Regions from separate parts of the Homo sapiens genome. Here region 2 is linked to region 1. A link is a contact called in ENCODE Hi-C data. All regions are on one chromosome and are shown on one strand. Each heading gives the region's core, a stretch centred on a gene start or an enhancer-like site at or near the end of the contact. The rest is flanking DNA. Distances are from core to core; before and after follow the strand shown. Region 1 has its middle 39 kb from the start of NKILA. Region 2 has its middle 83 kb from the start of NKILA.

Region 1 (4,260 bases), core at 1,127-3,626:
TCCTCCTACCTTTGCCTGATGGGCTCATGATCTGCTGGGCGAGACCACTCAGGCCAACTCTTAAAGCCCAGAGCCCCTCGGGATCTGCTCTAGTTCTACCAAGGGGTTTCACCCTCCCTGGTACTGGGCTCTGGGTGGACCAGAAGGTCTGTGTACTCCCAGAGGGGCCAGCAGAGTGGCCTGTGAATGACCTCTCCCCCACCCCCACCCCAGCCAGGACTGTTTACTCCTAATACATTAGATTTCCAGATGGGAATCATTTGGGCAATCGTGCACTTTTATATCCTTGAAAGGAAAAGAGAAAATGGCAATGCTTCCCTTTCTGCCCTTCCCCTCAAGGTCTGCCAGGATGACATCAGACCCCCAACCTCACCAGGGGGCTTCCTCACCAGGGGTTGGCGGGGACCAGAGGGGCAGAGCTTTGAGGGAGGCCGGAGAGAGGGCCTGCCCCTTCCCCTGCTTCCCAAAAAGGAAATCATGAACTTGGAAATGTTGGAAGCATGTCCTCTGTTAACCTTCTGCACACCTCAGTCGTCTGCACTTCACCGTCATACTTTCTGCCATGTCTGGCTGCCACTCATACTATTTCTTCGCTTTTTTCTTTAAGATAAGTTAACAAAGTTTTTATATAGCATTAAAAATGTTTTCATTATGGAAAATTTTAAATACATACAAAAGTGGCCTGAATAATATAATGTAATCTAATCTAATACAATATACTCATAATATATAATGTATGTATTATATATAACATGTCATATTAAATGTTGCAATATAAGATACAATATTTGAAATGATATGTAATATACCCATCACTTCGCTTCAAAAAGTGTCCACTCGTGGCTGATCTTGTTTCTTCCATGTCTTCACTCGCTCCTCCACTGCAGATTACTCTGAGGCATACCCCAGAAATCATGTCTTTGCATCCACAAATATTTCAGTATCTCTCTCCCTCTGAAATGTTCGACTAACTTACAAAACTTAATTTGTCTTAAAAGTGAACTCTGTATCACTACCCTAAGAGGAAATCTGGGTAACTTTCCAAAACTAGATGGAAAAATAAACACCGCGAAAGTAAAATAGTGTTACCCATGTCTACGTGAGCGTGAGCCTGCTCTCTTGGTTCAAAAAAGGAATCCAAGTGCTCAGGGAGTGTTGAGGACAAGTTGGCACCCAACTGAGACTTTCTCCTTCACAGATAATTAGGAAGGGTGAAAGACAATTGGGAGGGGAAAACTTTCTCTCTGTTTGGTTCGTTGTTACCTGATACTGAACCATAACCTCACTCCTACCGGCACGTCTGCCCGGGGTGCCGGCCACTCCTGGGTGCCACAGCTGCAAGCATAGGCACCCACGGGCAGGGCTGGCTTTCAGGGACGTGCTGCTGCTGGTGCAGGAGGCCCGCCTGGGTTCAGATCCTGGCGTAGCCCTTCCTGAGTATGTGAGCTTGGGCACACAGCAAACTCCCCGGCCTCAGTTTCCTCATCAGGGAAATGGGGGCAGGAGTAGTGGTACCACGCATGGCTGTTGTGAGGCTCACGAGATATTCCAAGTATAGAGTTTAGAACGGAGCGTGACAGAGCAAAATCTCAATGAATGGCAGCTGGTGGTGGTGTTGTTTTTATTGTTATTATTACTAGCAGCTAAGTAGACATCCCGATTTCTTCCAAAGTGTCCCCTCAACAGTGGAGCTGGAGTTACCTTTTCTCCCTGGTCTTCCTGGTGGGGGCTAAGTCTTGCCCTTTCTCCTGCCCCAGGCATTTTGGTTTCTGAATTCCTGGAACTTTGCACCGCAGCATCGGGGCTCTCATGATCCCCTGAGCCACTTAGCCTGCCAGCCTGTGAGTCACCTCTGTCTACTGGGGAAAACCAAGCGGCCCAGAAAAAAAAATTCCAGACTCCCATGGGCGTCCCCAGCTGCCTGCTGCCGGGATGAGCAGCGCCACCGCCACCCCCATCCCTGCCAGACAGCTGGGCAGGCTGCCAGGTCCGCGGCTCACACCCAGGATGGCAGCAGACAGCTCCACTGGGCTGGGCTCTGCGTGTGTGTGCGTGTGTGTGTGCGCGCGCGTGTGTGTGCACGCGTGCGCCGCGTTCTTTCCCCTCTGCTGGCCTGGGTTGTTTCGCTCTGGGCTGCGCATTCATTTTTAGATTCCGGCCTCCTCCCTCCCCGCCATCTCCCGCTTCTATTCTTAGAAAGCAAACTGGGGTGTGCTTGGGCTTCGCAGGGAAGTCAGACAGAAGTTTGCCCACGTGCTCCGGCCGCCTGAGATATGGAGTTAATTAAAAAGGAGGCTTTGAGCGGCAGGTTCATTGGCCGGAAACGCAGCTGGCGGGGGCCAGGGCGAGCCTGGGGTGCCCGGCCCCCCTGCTCTAGGTGGACTTGGGGAGCTGAGTGGAGGCTCTGCCCAGCCCAGCTCCCAGGGCCTGAGAGGGCAAGGCTCTTGGGAGGGCCTGCCCTGCCTGGATGGGTTGGGGTGGCCGTGAGTGTTGGTTAAATATGAACTCTTCAAGCATGTTGAGCTGCTGAGAGATTTTTAATTAGATAAATAAATTGTAAAGGGTTTGGAGGAGGGTTGCCTTCAGGAAGCTGAGCTGGCTGAAATGTGCTGTCTGCGGAAGGAAGCCGACCTTCCTCAATGCCAGCCTGGCAGTGCAAGGGCAGGAAGGCAGGGAGAGAGGAGAGGAGGGAGGGAGGGGTGAAGGGAGAGAGATGGGAGGAGGAGGAGGGTCTGGGGGTACTGGAGTGTCTCAGTGTCAGAGGCGTTGGAACCAGAGCGACTCCATCTTGAGTGAGGGCTGGAAAATGAGGCCGAGACCTGCTGGGCTGCGTTCCCAGAAAGTCAGGCATTCTGAGCCTCTAGATGTTTATGGTTAAGGAACAAATTAATAATGTTTACTAAACAGACCCAGACTTGGGAGTGTCCAGATATCCTGATATCTGGAGAACAAAGGCATTCCTAATTTTACTTTAAAGATAATAATATCGATTCTTGTAAAATACAGTAATTAAGAAAACTAATCCTTTATCACAAACCCTCGTAGCAGAGCACATCTGCCCATATATACAAGCATTGTACCTAGGGTGGACGCGTTCCTCCTCTTACTTTCGGGAATGTCCTCCTCTGTCTGTGGAGTAGCTGTCCTTTCACCACTTGACTTTCTTAGTAAATTTGCTTTTACTTTGCACTGTGGACTCACCCTTTCTTGCGCAACTGCGATCCAAGAACCTTCACTTGGGGTCTGGATGGGGACCGCTTTCCTGTAACAGCAGAAGAGAGTGAGCAGCTGGAAGGAAATGTGCCTGAAGAGAGGGGGAGTGCCTGGTTGAAGGAACCAGCCTGAATGGGTTCAAAATCCTGGCTCTGAATTTTCCAGTTGTGTAACCTTGGTCACAGCACTTAACCTCTCTGTGTGCCCATTTGCTTATCTGTGAAATGGGCACGTTTATCATAATGGTGCCCCTCTTTAACTTAAGACAAAGGGCTTCAGCAGCATCTGGCACAAAGCAGGGATTATGAAGTCACCCAAATTTATGTCTGCAGCAGGGAACAGAGGAAAAACAGAGGCAAGGACCCTATGGTGTTTAGAGACAATGGTTACCCCTCTCTGTCTTAGCCCAGCAAATCCCAGCGGCATTGCACGTAGGAAGGGGAGGCAGCCCTATCAGGACTTAATCTTCTTGGAGAAGAAGCAGGTGAGACCAAGAGGGTTCCTTCTCTGGGGCTGATCCTCCATTGACTGAAAGAGATACAACATTCTCTGAGAGCTCAGAAGCCTTCTCCTCCAGGAAACATTCCCTGACAGCCAGCTCCGTGCAGTGGCTCCCTCCTCTCCCCTTACCATACATCGTACTGTAGGACAGTGTCTCTCTCTTATTTAAAGTTGTGTGTTTTCTTACTTAAGACATTTTCACAAGTATTGTGCCAACACATTCTCATTATAAAAAATTAAAAATTTCAGAAGCCTGAGGAATAAAATGAAGAGGTCTTATCCCTCATTCTACACCCTTCTCAACAGTTTGATATGTAACTACTCCTTATATGCCATTTTATTTTGTGCATACATGTGATTGTAGTATACATATTAGGTAAACCAAGTGAGCTTCAAAATAATGTCTTGATATCACTTCATGATGGTGCTTATTATAACTTATTGTTTTATTTTTAATTTTTATAAAGATTTTCCTCAAACCTATGGTATAGACATACAGTAAAAAAAAAAACTGTGCAAAAGGATAAAAAGTGAAAATGAAGTGTC
Region 2 (4,260 bases), core at 557-3,056, 44 kb after region 1:
AATTGAAAACAGCTAGCATTCCTGAATCAATTTTCACATCTTATAACTTTGAAGCATAATTCATTTCTTCCTCTCGAGCGCCTGTGGCGACGGGGACAGCCTCACGCCTGCCGTGTAATTTCATAAGGAGCAAATCAGTTAGTAATCTGCAGCATCTTCGTGCCTCCCCACCCTTGGAGCCCTTAAATAAATGCAAGAAATGCCAAATCCCCCCACTTTATTAGACCTTGTTGGCGAAGAGGGTGCAGGGAAGACGTGTAATTTATGCTGTGAACTGGAGAGACAACTGTAAGAAATTCAACCTATAATTGTGAGGGTATTATCCCCATGACTGGAGCAGCAGGTGTCGGCCACATGGGGAGGGACACAGCACTGAGCTTGCACGTGTCAGAAGTGTGACACCAAGGCGATCCGTGGTTGCCTTAGTTGCCATGTTCCTTAGAATAGGCTTTTCTTTAAATATACATATATTTAAATTGAGGTATACCATACATAGAGCACACAAGTCTTGCAAAACGTGCCACTTAGTGCGTTTTTGCACATACGCCTGCTTGTCTAACCCCCACTGTGATCAAGCTATAGAGTTCCCCTTTCCCCACTCCCAGGCTGACCTTCCCGCTAGGGGAATCCCTATTCTCCCTTCTATCACCGTAAATTAGCTCTTCTTGTTCTTGTACGTTGTATACATGGAACCATACAGTATGTGACCTCGGGCACTGTCTTCTCTTACTCCTCATGATGTCTCTGCAGTTCATCCCTGTTATGTGCATAGTGGAGCCCGCTCTTTTTCACTGCTGTGTAGTATTCCATTGCATGACTCTGCCATTGTCAATTCATCTGTTGTATTGTGGATGGGTATTTCAGTTCTTTGTAGTGTGTGGGCTGTTAGGAATTGTGTTGCTATCAGCATTAGAAGAGATTTAGCTTCCTTATATTAAAAACTGGATGCCCTCCTCCCCGCCACCCTGTGCACACAATCACACACACACAGACACACACACACACACACACGTGCATGAGCACTCATGTGCACTGGAGTTTGTACCCACGCATTGTCACTGTTCTTCTCCTTCACTGTTTTGACTGACTCAGGAGTCACAGGAGCAAATGCCTTGTCCTCAGCGCCTGGCTGGGAGGCTCTGGTGACTTTCAGGAAACGAAGTCATCATTTCTAAGCCACCAGCTTCTGATTCCGCAGTTCCTCTGAAGTCTACGAGTTCCCAGGGGACGTCGTTTCCCTTCCTGGTTCCTGGCAGTGTGTTGCCTTTATTCTGAGTTAACTACTAGACCTAATTAAACAGCACCATCTCCTCAGAGTGGCTGATTTTCTTCCTGTCTGAATACAAATTAAACTCCCATGCCATTAACATTCAGGTCAGTTGATCGGAATCAACCTCTTTTAAAACTCAAAGGCCAAAGTGATTTCAAAGTCAGTCACACACCTCCCATCTGCGGGGAAGGGCCTGACGTGGTTATCTTCGAGCTGACCCAGCTTGGGAGCTGCCTGAGGACAGAAAGTTTCTTCACAACTGAGTCAGGATGACACAGTGCACGGGCTGCCCGGCGGGGTTTGCTTGGGAGGCCCAGGGTGATCAGAGACTGTGGGCCTCATTTGTTTGCTGTTTCACTCCCTGCATCATGGAGATTTAAAGTCCTTTCTTTCATTTACCCAGTCCCTTCACTGAGCAAATACGGGTTCAGTGCCAGGTACTGTGCTGGCCCTGGAGCTGCTGAGCATACGGCGTGATGTTGCATTGGGCCGCACGGATTGCACACGTGTGGGTGAGATGCGAGACAGCCAGCGTCAAGAATGTCTCAGGCTGTAACCCTGATGGTGCGTGGGGAAATGCCTGTCATGCAGTCACGCCCTTCCTCTACAGTGCACACCTGCTCCTGCAATTCTTCAAGCGGTGAGCAGCTGAGTGCTCTGCTGGTGGGTCCTCATTGAGAGCCTGAGCTGACGGTCCAGTCTCTCACCCAGGTCATTCCAGGTAGACACAGCCCCAGCATCGAGAAGGGAGCTCTCCAGGGTGTCCCTACAGTGATGATACTGCCAGATGGGGAGGGCATGGTGCCCGCCACCCCTCAGCAAGGCGGGAAGGCTCCAGGGCCCTGACCATTTCCCACGGCGTTTCTGTGGATGTGAAAACTTTCCTCGCCCTCAGAAGTGGGTGTGTTAAGTGCAACCGTTGACCGGGGGCAACTTCTGAACCCTTAGGAAACAGGGATCGTTTCCTTCCCTGGCCGTCTGGTTCCAAGTCAGGGACGTAGTGGATATTACAATTTGGGGACGACCACAGGCTGGGCCCTGCTGACGGCCTTGCATAGTTGGCTTGTTTAGAGTGGAGCAGATGTCAGGGAGTCTGACTGAGAGTGGATTAATGAGGGCACAAAGGCTGAAGGTTCACAGTGCTCGGGGGGTCGGGGGTGGGAGGGGTGAGGGGATAGGGTGGGGCTGTGTGTGTGCAGGCTGCAAAGCCGGCCCAAGACTGACTCACCTGTCATGGGAGCCCTGGAGGGGTCTGCGGGGCTGTCATCATTTGGAATCAGAAACAAGACATCTTGGCTGAGTTGTGCCAGTCAGGGTTCAAGTTCCCTGTACTCAGTTGGCCTCCTTGGCCTCGGTTTCCCCGCCTCTAAATGGAAGGATGTAGCAGCTATGGTCGTCTGCTTCCCAGCAGCCATGCTGCCGTTCTCTCTCCTACAGTGGCCTGGCTTCGTTCAGGGATCCACCGTCGTCCAGGTGGTCCAAGCCCTGGCTCCAGCCTAGTCAATCAAGGCAGTCCCATTTCTCCAGGGGTTCATGTGTGCCCAGCTGTGACCAGTGAGAACTGAAGAGAGGCGGTTCTGGGACATTTTCTTTGTTCTGAAAAGAAGATGCACCTGGAGCCGTGTCCCCATCCTGTTGTGTGTAGTCCTGTCTGCATGTCATTCCTGGGGCCCTGGCAGCCATCTTGGAACCATGAGGGGACCCTTCACAGCCAAGCCAATGTGTCAAGGTGGTGGAGCAGCAGGGGGTTTGGGAAGAACCTGATTCCTTCATAACCATTGACCAACCCTAAAGCTCCCTCGCCCCTGGGTTTCTTGGCAGGCCAGAAATTCAGGTCCTCTTCACGTATGCCACTTTGAGCTGGGCTCCCTGCTGCTGGCAGCTGAAATCCTATGAGATAGAGGAGGAGAGAGTGAGGAGGGTGGGGATGGTCACTCAGGCAGGACGCTCTGCCCTGATGCCCTCTCATTCCTCATGGCCTTAGAGAGCTCAGTTCCAAACACAGCAATGATAGCGAAGGATTTATCACCAGTGCGCAGAATAGGGGGGTAGTTAGTGGAGGAAAAGTTAGTGAGAGGAGACATCTCACGTAGGGGATTTCTTGCTGAACTGAATTAACGGGATCCCTGCTGAAGGCAGGCCATGGTGATGAGATGTAAAGTGTGGGGGATGAGGAGCTGGATCAGGTGCCAAGGGAGAGGGGAATGACTTCTCAGCATTCTCCGTTAAAGCTGGCCCAAGCAGGCGAGGGCAGGGCCCAAACTTGAGGCCTGGCTGAGAAGAGGCCTCAGAGGATCCTGCCTGAAGTGTGGTCAAGGACAGAGTCATCATCGGTCCTCAGCAGTCAGCACCTTTCGAGGGTGGCTTTGGCTGAAGGAAAGTGCCTCACTAATCTCACGCCTCCTTTCAGGATGGCTCATGCCCAGCGACTGATCAGCGCAGGGATGTGAAGGCCTGGACCTTTGCCCCAACTCAGAACACGTCTAAGGGGCCACTCCAGCTCCAGAGCCGCCTGTGGAGTTGGCTGAGGCCCGTGTTGAGGCCATGCTGCATCTCGATTCCTCCCTTTCCCCATCCTGCCTCTGTCCCCTCCCAAAGGCGTCCAGCTCGAGGGCACACCCTAGTAAAGTCGTGCCTGGGGAAAGTCAGGCCAGATGAGCCTACAGACCCACCATGCTGCTAGAACAGTGTGGTTAGGAACTCCCCAGTGTTTGTTTTGCCAAATTGCTCTGGAAAATAGAGGCGCTTTGGGAGGGGAGAGTGGGCGTGAAGGAGAGCAGGGTGTGAGAGGGGAGGAGAGAGACTGCGGTGACCCGATGCAGCTGTCCGCAGTGGTGTGTGAACAGGTGTCATCCTGTTCTTCGGCTCCTCGGGAACCTCCAGTAAAATCTGTTTTACTCACAGTGTTTACTCACCGTGGTTTCTGAGGTTGGAATTTTTGTGGGGGAAATGGAGGGACAAGATCGGAGATTTGCAGCACAGGGAGCATG

What was found. Hi-C counts contacts between places; a loop is a spot of excess contacts on that map. Pooled maps may share reads with other maps.
Region 2: a loop to region 1 is called in a map of spleen, with 7 times the contacts of the local background. The contact joins two enhancer-like sites. A Hi-C loop is called at or near these places in 6 of 168 maps with a recorded cell type or tissue (heart left ventricle, heart right ventricle, spleen and 1 more) and 4 of 50 pooled maps.

What each region holds. Positions count from the first base shown.
Region 1 is chr20:57,746,837-57,751,096 of GRCh38, forward strand. No RefSeq gene overlaps it. Among named protein-coding and RNA genes, the nearest start is that of NKILA, 39 kb to the left of the region's middle. RefSeq lists enhancers at 837-1,696, 1,697-2,554. Within about 2 kb of position 2,377, at least 25 of the 41 ENCODE cell types and tissues checked have a DNase peak (open chromatin) inside an H3K27ac peak, as active enhancers do.
Region 2 is chr20:57,790,990-57,795,249 of GRCh38, forward strand. No RefSeq gene overlaps it. Among named protein-coding and RNA genes, the nearest start is that of NKILA, 83 kb to the left of the region's middle. RefSeq lists an enhancer at 3,309-3,809. Within about 2 kb of position 1,807, at least 2 of the 41 ENCODE cell types and tissues checked have a DNase peak (open chromatin) inside an H3K27ac peak, as active enhancers do.